Linked DNA regions of Mus musculus: region 1 is linked to region 2. Evidence: chromatin contacts called from ENCODE Hi-C data. All regions are on one chromosome and are shown on one strand. The core of a region is the stretch at or near the end of the contact, and the rest is flanking DNA. Distances in the headings are between cores, read along the strand shown. Region 1 overlaps Plekhg3 (pleckstrin homology domain containing, family G (with RhoGef domain) member 3). Region 2 has its middle 14 kb from the start of Gm46353.

Region 1 (6,369 bases), core at 3,343-5,842, 7.0 Mb before region 2:
TAGAAAACAACCAGGCAAAGAACTTTAGACGTTCTCTCTCGAGCATCCTCTCTGGGATGAGAAGCAGCAACCCTGGAGTTCTCTTGAGACCTTTCTCAAATTAGCCCCTAGGTCAGGTCAGCTCCTGAGGGGAGGCTAAACGGAAAAGACCCAATTCCCAAATGAATTTCACAGCTAGCCAGGTCATTAGCCTTACAGAGAGTCACCACAGCCTGCCCCCCCCCCCTCTCTCTCTCTCACACACACACACAATCACACACACACGCACAATCAGGGGGGTTAGTCTCTGAAAGGTACCTTCTGAGAATCACTCTTTAGTTACATACAGCTTTCTGATTGCAAATCCAGCAGTCCTGTTGAAAGCAGAGACTACCTACCTGCATCCCCTGGAGCCCAAACAAAACAGAACACTCACTGGCTCAAAGGTCTGAGGGCTGCAGGGTGGTCTCACCTATCCCTGGCAATGCCTTGCAGCGGATGCTATTGTGAGTGCCCTTGTCCAAATGTACTGAGTATGGAACTGTGCCACACTTGGGACTCCATGCCCCATACTCTCACAGCTGCTACCACACTAAAGGACCTCATACCAGCAAAGCATTAGTCACGGTCCCTTGGGTGCCACTGCTTTGATTTAGGATAAGCTACAAGGACACGCGTTAACTTGAAAGCCTGAGACCTACATGACCATCCGAAGGACTGAGAAGGCTACTTCTGGAGCTGTCCCATGTGGCCAGTCTCTGAAGACTTACGCTAGCACTGGAACAAAATAGACAGTACAGACTCTGGGATCGTGGGCCATAGGGGAAGCAGTGAGCAGAGGATCCCCAGGGTCAGATGACACACACAGACTTGCAGTGATCTGGGGTCCTATCTGTGATCACAAGGGTCTCCCTCCTGGAGAAAGAGGCCAAGAAAGAAGGATCCAAACAACCCGAGTGGCAGTGAACATGGAAGAGCAAGACTCAAGAGTGAACAGTTAGGCTAGCCACAGGGTGCTGACGGAAGACATATCCTATTCAAGAGGCTGCCCTGAGTCACTGCCAGGTGGAAGTGTAGACCCCTTAGCCAAATCTTCCCCAAACGATCCCTAGGGCAGAGCGACCTGTCCTTTCTTCTGATGAACATCACCCACTGTCAAAGATTCACCCTAAACCAGAACCAGAATCTGGTCCCTCAAACTTTAGTTTGTTTGCTTGTTTGGTTTTGGGGTTTTTTGTTTGTTTGTTTGTTTGTTTTGAGACAGTGTTTCCCTGTGTAGCCCTGGCTGTCCTGGAACTTGCTCTGTAGGCCAAAGCTGGCCTTGAACTCTGAAATTTCCCCCTCTCTCTGCCTCCTCTGCCTCCCAAGTGCTGGGATTAAAGGCGTGAGCCACTGCTGCCAGGCTCAAACTAAGTCTTTTAAGACAAAGTCCACCGGGGAAAGAGGAGAAGGAGAAGCAGCAGCCAAGACTCAAGCCCACCTATCCCACCACAGTCAAGTCCCCAGCTATCTCCTGCAGAGATAGCGCTCATCTTTCAGCACTGGGCAACCAGCAAGTTATCGATCCATAAGCCAGCCTTCTGGAGAACTGAATCTCAAGTCCTACCCTAGAAGCCCTCTTTGAGACGCTCCCCCAAAGAATCCAAGGGAGAGAAGGCCACCCATCCTTCCTTCTCTCCTTCCTTCCCTCCCTCCTCACCTTCTATATCTAAATTGAAATATTATCTACTGCCTTCCTCCACCCACACCCATCTAAAGTGTATGGCTCCACCCCACAAGGACCTTCCCTGAGTCTCCCCAGGCAGGGAGACAGGCAGGCTGCAACAGGCCCCTGGGATTCCTAGTAGTAGACTGGAGCCAAGCCTGCACCTTTCTCTTCCAACTATGTCTCAATAGCGTGCCCTCAATTTGACCCAAAAGGGGGATACCCCCAAATCCACAGAGGCTCTGTACTGTCCTCGGGCCTCTTGTCATTCAGACACTCTTCCCTTCACAAAAGATCCTCTCACAGAAGAACCCACTGGAGCCTTCTGGAACTTGTTGCTGATCCTGGGGAGACCCCTGAGAATTGTCTACACTTCCTCTAACTGTCCCTTCTCAGGAGAAGGCAGGAGAGTTAGAGGAATTGTAGACTTGGCGAACCCCAAGTCTGGCAGGTGGGGAGTTTGGAGACTCCCAGTAAAAATTTGGGTTCCAATCAATCTTTCACCTACTACCCTTCACCCTACCCAGGAAGCCCCACGTGCCACACCTACCTCAGCAGCACCAAGAAAAGGAGTGGGGGTGGGGAGTGGGGGAGTGGGGGGGGGATCCAAAGTTCATGGGTCCCTGTGGGGAAAGAATTCATCCAGCCCCTTCGCCAGCAGCTGTCCTTTCCTCAGAGACAGTCCAGCCTCCATCCACTGGCCTTCTTGGCCTCCCATCCCAACCTCTGGAGATCAGAGCAGCCAAAGGACCTTTGACCTTCCCCAGAGCAATCCTCAACTCTACTTTCAGAACCTCCCTAGAGAGGGCAGAAGGAAACACTAGAGAACAGCTACAACTTTTCCACTGAAACAGGTGGAGGAGCAATGTGAACTTCCTTAGAGATCTCAAGCGAGATACACAAACCACTGGGCTGTGCTCTCCCCACAAGTCACCCCCCCCCACACACACATCATACTTACTTCCTAAGTGTTCCCAGAAGCCCCACTCTTGCCAATGTGTTCTTAAAGCTACACATTCCCTTCTGAGGTTCTGGGGGATGGTGGGGGAGGGGGGAGGCCTCTCCGGGGGTTGTGGCTGTCACTATCCCCAGTGTGTGTCACAGGCCCATTCCACGCCTCCTAGAGATTCAAGGGCCCTGCGCCCCGAGACGATCCCTGGGGAGTGCTTGTGTTCAATGTGAGCAATGTGTTCTGGAGAGGTTGTGTGAACAGTGTGACCGGGGTTTCAGGGCCACCCAAGCCCAGCCCAGCTGGCTGGGACTCATTTTCCCTGAAGAATCCATTTTCCCACCACCCAGGAACAGCAGGAGCCCTTGGCTGGCTGGAAGGCAGCAAGACCACAGCTGCCTAGAGGATAGGACACCTGAACCCCAGAGGAAGACCAGGCCTACAGACTGACGTCCAAAACACTCAGCTTGCCCTTCGAGGAGAAGGGAAGCCCCTGGCACCTCGCTTCAGAGGGAGGACACAATCCTACTTCCTACTGCTCCTTCCTCTCACAAGGGGGGCATAGCTTCATCATGCTTGCTCTCACACTTGAAAGCCCCCCCGCCTCTACAATCGCCACTTTTAGAATCTACTCTGCTTCAGCCATTCATAAACCCTCCCGATGTATACTCTATTGCTGGCCAGATAGGACGCCACCACCACCAAAGACATTCACATCCCAATCCTTGGAACCTAATGCGATCAAATACAGCGGTGGTTCTCAGCCTTCCTAACGGTGCGCTCCTTTAAACAGGTCCTCATGGTGTGGTAGCCCCCAACCATAATATTATTTTCATTGTTACTCCATAACTATAATTTTGCTACTGTTATGAGTAGTGCATATCTGATATGCAGGATATCTAAGGCGTGACCCAGGAAACAGTTGTTTGACCCAGAAAGGGTCGTGACCCACATGTTGAAAACCACGGAAATAAAAGAGTATTGAGAAGTGGAAATTATCTTGGATTATCTGAGTAAGCCCAACATATCATAAAAGGCACCCAGCAGAAGCCTGAGTCAGAAGTCTACAGGATGAGGAAGGCCAGTCGGATTGGGAGACGTTACCTTTGACCACAGAGGAAGATCACAAAGTCAAAGGGTACACAGCAGCCTCTGAAAGCTAGAGAGAAAGAAAAGGGAACACATAGCCCCATGACACACACACCCCCACCTTGAAGACTGGGGGACGAGGGAAGTGAAGAGCTAGCTCAGTGGTTAAGAGCATTTGCTCATACAGAGGAACCAGGTTCAGTTCCCAGCATCCTTGTGGAGACCTCATACATACCTCATACATACATTCAGGCAAAACACTTATACACATAAAAAAAAAAAAATCTAAAAGTTTAATGCTTTAAAATGCATGCGTGTGTGTGTGTGTGTGTGTGTGTGTGTGTGTGTGTATGTATGTATGTGCGCAGGAGCATGTATGTGTGTGTATGTGTATGACAGTGGAAACAGGAAACTACTACTATGCTTCTCTCTGCTCTAATGGTCCTGGGTATCACTTGACACACTGGTTCATGAGGTCGATATAAGTAAATGTTTCTTTGGGCCTAAGTCTGTAGAAACCCAGCAGGCTGGGTCTGAACAGGGCAAGGCACCCTTAGGTGCTCAATAAACACCCACGGGAAGACCTACAGTTCTAGAACACCTCTCACGACCTCCCATAGGCAGGAGAAGGCTAAACAGTTGTTGAGATCATGACTTAAGCTAGTTCCTCCTACAAGTGCTCACATTAGTCACTGCCAGAGAGTCCCATGAGCCCAGACGTCCCCAGCATCGGTGACTGATCATTCACCCCAGCAATCTCGTCATACTTGGCCCCACAGAGGCAGCCCTGCCATGCCACAGACTCAGCGATCAGTCATAAAAGACTGGAGGAGAGGGCAAGCAGCCAAGTCTAGACATGGGACTGCTGTGATAAGGTCTCCCTATATGTATTCCAAAGAAAGCAGCCGAGCAAGAAGTTTCACATGGACAGAGGAGGGGGACGGCTTCTGCTCACAGCTGGGCTAAGTCTATCTGGTTTCTGGCAAATCTTGTCACCAAGCAGAGAAAGACACAGAGTACCAGAAGAGGAAGCAGCCAAGACCTTGGAAGCAGTAAAGGTTCCTGAAGGCTGTGCTGAGGGAACTGCACAGCCTGAGGGAACTACGGAAGGAGCCTTTCCTCTATAGGTTTAAAATATCTTTTTTTGTTGTTGTTTTGGTATTGATTTTATGTGTACGGGTGTTTTGCTTCATATATATCTGTGCCTCACTTGTGTACCTGGTGCCCACATAGTACAGAAGATGGCATTGGATCATCTGGAACTAGGGTTAGAGATGGCTGTGAACTGCCATGTGGGTGCTGGGAACTGAAGCCATGTCAGTGCGTTTAACTTCTGAGTTCTCTCTTTAGCTCCTCATCTCTAGGTTTAAAGGGGGCGAGGGAGGAGGGGGGGTGGGGTGAAGGGTGCTGGGGATATAGCTAAGTGGTACTTACACTAGGTCCTGGGTTCAATCTCTAGCACTTAAACAAGCACACACAGCTGGGCGGTGGTGGCGCACACCTTTAATCCCAGCACTTGGGAGGTGGATTTCTGAGTTCAAGGCCAGCCTGGTCTACAAAGTGAGTTCCAGGACAACCAGGGCTATACAGAGAAACCCTGTCTTGAAAAACAAAACAAAACAAACAAACAACAACAAAAAAAACATACACACTCACATTCTCTCATTCACAACCACTATTACTTATTAGCAAAGTTCAAGGTCAGGGCTGGAAGCCCCAGCCCTGAAAACTCCCCATGTTATTAGCCTCACCCCCATTTGGAGAGCTCCTTGCTTTGAGGCCTATCGGGAGCTAGCTGCAAAAGGAGAAATGGAACCACAGCTATAGCATTTGTTACTGAAAGCGCTTCAGAGGCAGGGGAGAAACACAGAGGGAATCTATTAGGGCCTGCAGAGCTCTCAGCAAAGAAGAGACAACGTGGGCACGCAACAGAAGTTAAGATGCACTGCTTCATACCAGAGGCTTGGAAGCAGGTAGATCTTCACTTTCCCACAACTGTACTATATGTGGCCTTAAACTTCAAGTTCTCCATCAGATAAGTGGTCACAATAACCCTGTCTGTCTCCAAGACTGGAGGGCGCCAGTAACCTGTGCATCAACAAACAGAAAGCTGACCAAGAACCAGAGAAGAGAATACTTGCTCCACAAGCACCCGGATGAAATATTCTTCTCACTTAGACCTAAATTTGTACCCACCCATATCTCATACCATAACTCAGCAGGTAAAGGCTTTGCCACCGAGCCAGAGGACAAGGACAATGGGTTCCATCCCTGGAACTAACATGATGAAGAGAACCAGCTTCCTCAAGCTGTCCTCTGACCATCTCATGCTGTAGCATTCACACACCCATACAAAACACATACACGCACACACACACACACACACACACGCACATATACATGGACAGATGCACACATGTGCACACACATGCATACAATAAATAATAATAATAATGGCTCAAGTCAAACGTGGTGGACCAGCAGTGTGTCCTAGCCCTTCACACTAAACCAGTGTGTATCCAGCTTCTAGGGTCCCAACACAGTTCAGACCAAGGTCTCCCTCTCACAATCTCACAAGAGCAGCTCAACTGAAACTCACACCAGAGAAGCCCGGGTCAGTAAGAGCCCCCACTGCGAGCGCTCGACA
Region 2 (6,562 bases), core at 223-2,722:
TTATGCGGCCTTATTGGAACTTTAAAATGCTTATAGACTTTTTGTGTGTTCCTGGTTAATAAACTCCTACGTATCTGGTAATTCATGCCTTTGTTATGAATAGTATCTTCGAAGTGGTACTTTCTAGCAGCGACTGTGGGTGGAGACAGCTGCTACTGAGTTTTGCAGGTTGATCCTGCGTCTGACACAGTTGCTGAACCTTGGCAGCTCTCACTTGTTTGAAACATCCTTCTTCTCCGTTGATGAATGTTTTGTCTTTATGCGCTGTAAGTATGGCCCTCCCCCCAGCCTCTGTTGTGGTTGGTGGTGGGAGCTCAGGGAAGTGTGACTCATTGGGAGGTGGAAAATCTCTAGGCCTCTGGATGCTGAGATATGGGTTCCATGTGGCTTTTGGAGACTTACTGTCAGGCCAGCAAATGCAGAGATGGAGAAAAAGGGGGTGTAAAGGCCTGTGAACGGAAAGAGGCAGAGAAACAGAGAGAGGAAGAAGCCAGAAGAAAGAGAACGGAATAGGAGGCTTGGTCAGTGGTCAGCCTGGGGACTTGAGAGGCAGCAGATGGTAAAAGAGCCTGAGATTCCAGAGAATGGACCAGACCACCCCGGTCCAGGAATGCCATCCAAAGAAGTCCTTGGGCCATTGCACCTCTAGTGTAAGACATGGAGGAACCCTGGCACACGACACCATCTTGGGTTCTGACTGTTGCACACCCAGAGCTAAGAGAGGCCCAGCTCCATCAGAAACCACCACACTATTGGGACTGTGACCCAAAATGTCTCAAGCCAAGGAACATCTCCAAATCTAAACCTTCTTTGCTTCAGAGCCTCAGAAGTCAGGGCTAAGCCAGTACCGGCTCCCAAGAAAAGTTGGTTGAGAGCCTTAGCCCACCTATTGGTCATCTTGCTTTATGAGAAACTACAGCTACGAAGTAAGCTGGCTCTGGTTGGGAAGACTCCATGCCCCCCATGAAGAACAACAAATGGGGCTACCTCTGCCCTGTAGTGTCTGGGGACACTGGGGACAGGAGTTAGTTTACTAGCCCTGATGAGAGAGCCTGATTTCAGAGGCTAGCTTAGTGGCTGTGAAATGGGGAAGTGAACAGGGCTTTGTTCTCTCTTGTGGCTCTGCCCAGGGTTGAAACAGGAGCAAAACATTTGGCTGAGCTTTGCTGGATTCAGCTCATTCCCTCTTCTCCCCTCCTTTGCCTCTTAATTGTTTTTAACAATTTCTGCACATAGGCAATGGAGCCTGGAACCTTCTGGGAGAACCTGCCCTTTTTATGCAGACAGGGACGAGCAGAGACGCTTGGGCAGGTCTGTTCTTGCTGCAGGAAGCAAAAGATGCCTTCAGACCATACTCTGTGCCAGGGCCTGGGGGTCTCCCAAGAAGCTGGGCCTCACAGTGTCTGTAAGAAGCCCTTGAAGAGGCCAGACCCTCCTCGGGAATATGTAAGAGCCGGGTGTGGCTGGCCAGTGGAAAGATTAGAGAGCTACCCAGTCCAGTTAAGTCCCTTGAGCTTGTCAAGTGGAGACCGGACCCAGATTCCCCCAAAGCCAGCGGTTGAGAGAGAGCCTCCTGTGAGCCTGTTTCCTGTTATGACCTGTCTCTACACGCCGCGGAGTAACTGCGAAACAACTGCAGTGACTAAGCTTTATAAATAGGACATTGAGAGTTAAAAAGTACAGGAAATTCCCAGAGTCTCCCGTGGAGTCTTATTTTAGATGTGCAGCTCATAGAGAAGCCAGGGTCTCTCATTCCGCACCCGCAGCGCCTCTGCCCTGCCTGATCGGAGGGGAACTGGAGTGGAGGGGTCTTTCTGGGTCCCTGCTCAGGGACCCGCCCAGCACTTCTCTCTTGCCTTACTAACTTTCTCTTACTGGCTCCCAGGAAGGAAGCACGTTTGTAATTAGCACTTTGTGGATTCACACCCATGCCTGACTCACTCCTGATCAAGAGATTAATCACACACTCAGTTCCCGCTGAACGCGAAATGAGCATGTAACCCGACCATGAGAGATAAAGCGAGCCCTCTGAGTGGGAGCAAGGTGCCCTGGACTTTTGGTCATCTTTCCTCTCCTCCATCATTGGTGACATTTTTTTTTTGGTGGAAAATCCAGTTTGGGATTAGTTGCTCAGTGGTTCCTGCTGCCGCAGGGGTTGGCTGTAGCAGGGACAGAAAGAGCTAGTGGCAGCAAGGAGTTGCAGGCTCTGAAGCTGAAGGGCTCAGCTACTCGGGTTTCAGATCGAAAGGCTGTTCAAATATTTGCCCAACAACTCCCAGTGTGCTTTGGAACAAGCCACAGGAGGAGCCCTCGCTGAGTCACGGGAAGTGCAGGCATTCTACAGAAATGTGGATGCAGGCAGGTTTACTAACTCTGGCTTCTCCGCATTGCATTCATAATTAGCCAGGCTGTCTCTCACCAGTGGCCTGGTGACACCGGAGGACTCTGCTGCTAGGCAGCTCAATGTGGTGGCACCTTCTACAGTTTTTGCCAGGAACCTTGGGAGGCACACTCGGTCTTCCTCCAGTAGCTGAGTCTGCCCACGGTTTTCTGACCGGCAGAATTGTATCCTCGGCGACCAGTGTCAGCGACCAGTGTGATCTTTCTTCTACAATTATGTCCCCAAAGATTCTAAATTCACCAAGTTCAAAACAAACACCCACACTGGCTGGGTTGCCTTTCCCATCAATGAATGGCCTCACCTCCTCCTACTCGCTCTGTTTGAAAACGGTGCATCCACGAATCTGCAGCTCCTGACCACCTGGCCCTCCCTGGCTAAAACTGCCTCTCCCTGCTGTTGTCCTGGGTTACAGGAGGCTCCCAAATCCCTCTTTACCTTCTGAAAGGCATAGTTATACCATAGCTTGACCTCCACCCCCCATCCCTTTCTGATTCTAGGGTAAACACAGGACCTCATTTGAGTTCATCAGAGCCCTTCCCTGGGATTTTGTTTTCCAAGTGCCAGCAGGGTTAGGCACTCCTATCTTCTATAAATGCCAGCTGGAAGACTAGAAATTCAGGGTAGCTTTGGCCAAGTACCACGTGCTGTGTAGAAAAATCACTTGCAGCAGAGAGGGAGGTCGTGCTGAGATCGCTGCATGCATCTCATTGTGTTATCGTTGTACCACGTGGCACAACCTGCATTTATTTTTCCTCATGATTAAAATCATAACAAATTGTGTGTGTATAACACACACACACACACACACAGAGTCTCTCATTATATCCCAGGTTAGTTTTGAACTTGGGTTCCTGCTGCCCAAGGAACTGTTTTCACTTCTCAAGTACAGGGATTACAGGAGTCTCCCTGCTGTGCATAAATGACAGGGTCCTTTCATACTGGACACTAAACAAGCCAGCGTTTGCTCCAGGAGACACAGTCTCCATGTTCCATAGATACTCTCAGGACGAGAACCCATTATAAAAGCACATGGGCTTTTTGCTCATAAGACCCCACTGGTGTGAGACCCATGGAGACCCATGTCCTAAGGGACACTATTAAGTTATCCGCCCACATCACAATCTCACTGTGGGGGTTGCCCTGCTGTGGCTAGTTGACTGCAGTCCCTTCACCTTTGGTGGTAGACCCCACCCCCACCCCCATTGATGAATATGTGCTTCTCAGGTGCAGACAGGTCCGAATTTCTGTCTTCCCACATAGTGAGGTGTGCCTGTGTGATTCAGTTCAGAGTTCGGGGTTTCCTTGTGTGCAGCTTCAAGGGCAGGGTGGGGTAGGGTAGGGGTTTGGGGTAAGGGGAATTGTGCCTCTTCCTTCTTTCCTCTTCCTCCTCCTCCTGGCTTCTCATCTCATCTGCTGCCTTGCTCTCTGCAGTAGATAATGCCATCTAACACTATCTTGCTCTGTCTGTTGCTTGCCTTCTGTCTTAGGGTTTTACTGCTGTGAAGAGACACCGTGACCAAGGCAGCTCTTACAAGGACAACACTTAGTTGGAGCTGGCTTATAGGTTCAGAGGTTCAGTCCAATATCATCAAGGTGGGAGCATAGCAGCATCCAGGTAGGCATGGTGAAGGCAGAGCTGAGAGTTCTACATCTTCAACTGAAGGCCGCTAGGAGAAGATTGGCTTCTGGGCAGCTAGGATGAGGGTCTTAAAGTCCATGCTCACAGTAACACACTTCTTTCAGCAAGGTCACACCTCCTAATGGTGCCACTCTCTGGGCCAAGCATATACAAACCACCACACCTTTCTCCTCTAGAAGGTAAGCAGCATACATAGTGTGGCTACCACAATAGATTTGTAATAATCGTCACAATAATGAACACTTCAGAACCAGTTAGTGGCCAGCCAATTCCCTGAGATCCTGTATGTCCCCACCTCTCTACTACCACAACACTTTCCAGGTTTGGGCTGCCAGGATAAACACCACAGACTGGATGGCTTGACCAACAGACAATTATTTCTGGCAGTTTTAGGGTCTGGGAAGTGCGAGATCTAGGTGCCAGACAATTCAGTTCCTTCCAAAATCTCTCTTCCTGGCTTGCAGGTGGCTGCCTTCCTTCTGTGTCCCCACATGGTGGGAGGTGGGGACTTTCTCATGTCTCTTCTTACAAGGGACTGAGTCCCATCAGTCACGCACCACACCCTCATAACCTCACCTTGCAAAGGCTCTGCTCCAATCTCATTAGGTCTTCAACATTCAAGTCCTGAGAGAACACAGCATTTGGGCCACATAGCTGGTGGCATCCAGGCCTCCACATCTGCCATTGAGTCAGGACTCTCCTGACTAAGCAGTGTGGGCGCTCTGTCCCCAGCATGCAGTAGTATAGTCCCACTACAGAATACTATGAGAGCCCACTTAACCATGAGAAACCGAAGAGCTGACTTGTGCAAACTGATGCAGGAAGACTTCCTTTTTCAGACTTTTAAAAACTACTTTTTTTGTTTGTTTTTCGAGACAGGGTTTCTCTGTGTAGCCCTGGCTGTCCTGGCACTCACTTTGTAGACCAGGCTGGCCTCGAACTCAGAAATCCGCCTGCCTCTGCCTCCCGAATTATGTGTATGTGTCTGTGTGCAGGGATAGGCACATGTGCACAGGTGCTCAGGTGCCAGAGCCATTGGGGCAGGTAGATATGGAACTGCAGCTGGTAGTAAGCCACCCAGTGTGGATGAAGGGACTGAAACCTGGTCCTCTGCATAGCAACAGTGCACTTAACTGCCTAGCATCTCTCCAGCCCCCTCTCCCCTCCCCCCTCTCCTTCTTCCTTCCCTTCTCTTCTTCCATCCCCTCTTCCTCTTCCTCTCCCTCTCCCTCTCCATTCTCATCCCATTCTCAATAGGGTGTCACTCTAGCCCAGGGTGGCTTAGAACTATTTAGCCCAGGTTAGCCTAGAACTCTTGTTGGTCCTGCTGCCTCAGCCTCCCAGATGCTGAGATTACAGGTGAGTACCACAACACCCAGATACCTTGATGAGAAGAAAATGTCAAACTGAAAAAAATTATTACAGTATCTGTATCTAAGCCCAACCACCAAAATAGTTCATTTTTTGTTAAAAAAAAAAACCCTCTAAAATATTGTTATTTTAAACATAAAGTTTGGATAATAAAATAACAAACACTTGTAAACACACCATAATTATTGTCATGTTTGCTTTTTTGTAAATGTGCACACGTGTGGGAGTTGGAGGTCACGTGCCGGAGTTGCTTCTCTTTTACAACATTTGGGTCCTAGGGATTGAACTAAGGTTGTCTGGCTTGAAGGAAAGCAACCTTATGCTCTGAGCCATCCCACTGGCCCCATGCTTGCTTTACAGTAGGAACCATACTCACAATACAGCATGTGAAACAACGTTATTATTTATGCATGTATATTGTTGATACCTGCCTGCTAAGCATAGCCCAGTGCAAAAGAAATGCAGACCCTGGCCAAAGGTGAGATAGTCCGTCTGTCTCCTCTTGGGAGGGGCCCATTGCTTCAACTCACACCAGATGGAAGACTCAAATGCCCCCCCCACACACACACACAAGAATTGTCACCTTCATTATAGAATATTCAGGGTATCTGCACTTGGTAAGGGTAGATGTCACCACTTGCCAAAGATACAGTGGGTCTCTAGGCTCGGAAGATCACTCCTTGTGGTCCAGACATACCATGCACACCCCAGGCTGGACTTGAGCACTCCTGGCTGCCTGACTGCTGCTATCACAAGTCAAGGGCTATTCTACCACATGATGTGCTGTGTCTCTGACCCCACCCTGAGGACAGGGGGCAGTCAGGAGGAGGAAGAGAGAAAGGAAGAAAACAGGAGGGATTCTGGGCTTCAGAGAGAAGGGAGATGGTGGCTGGAGGTGGGGCCACAGGATCGCTGAGGCTCCAAATCCTGTGCAAACAACCGCACATCCTGTCTCATCAAACGTGTAAAACACAAATCCAAAGACCTTGAAAGCCAAAGTACTGAGTGTGTAGAACATCGAACTCAGGTGAGTGGTCACCTTCAGAGTGCAGGACCCTAGTGACAGGGCTATCTCAGGCTTGTGGAGCTGGCCATGCTCAGAACTTAAAGGCGCCCAGCCACCCTTGGATATAGGTATAGTGGAAAACAAG

What was found. A loop is a pair of places that touch in the nucleus more often than their neighbours do.
Region 1: a loop to region 2 is called in a map of T-helper 1 cell, with 14 times the contacts of the local background. The contact joins two enhancer-like sites. A Hi-C loop is called at or near these places in 3 of 37 maps with a recorded cell type or tissue (T-helper 1 cell, T-helper 17 cell and regulatory T cell).

What each region holds. Positions count from the first base shown.
Region 1 is chr12:76,550,639-76,557,007 of GRCm38, reverse strand. The region is part of intron 1 of Plekhg3 (pleckstrin homology domain containing, family G (with RhoGef domain) member 3); the gene reads right to left. Among named protein-coding and RNA genes, the nearest start is that of AI463170, 5.9 kb to the right of the region's middle. Within about 2 kb of position 4,592, at least 1 of the 3 ENCODE cell types and tissues checked has a DNase peak (open chromatin) inside an H3K27ac peak, as active enhancers do.
Region 2 is chr12:69,533,254-69,539,815 of GRCm38, reverse strand. No RefSeq gene overlaps it. Among named protein-coding and RNA genes, the nearest start is that of Gm46353, 14 kb to the left of the region's middle. Within about 2 kb of position 1,472, at least 3 of the 3 ENCODE cell types and tissues checked have a DNase peak (open chromatin) inside an H3K27ac peak, as active enhancers do.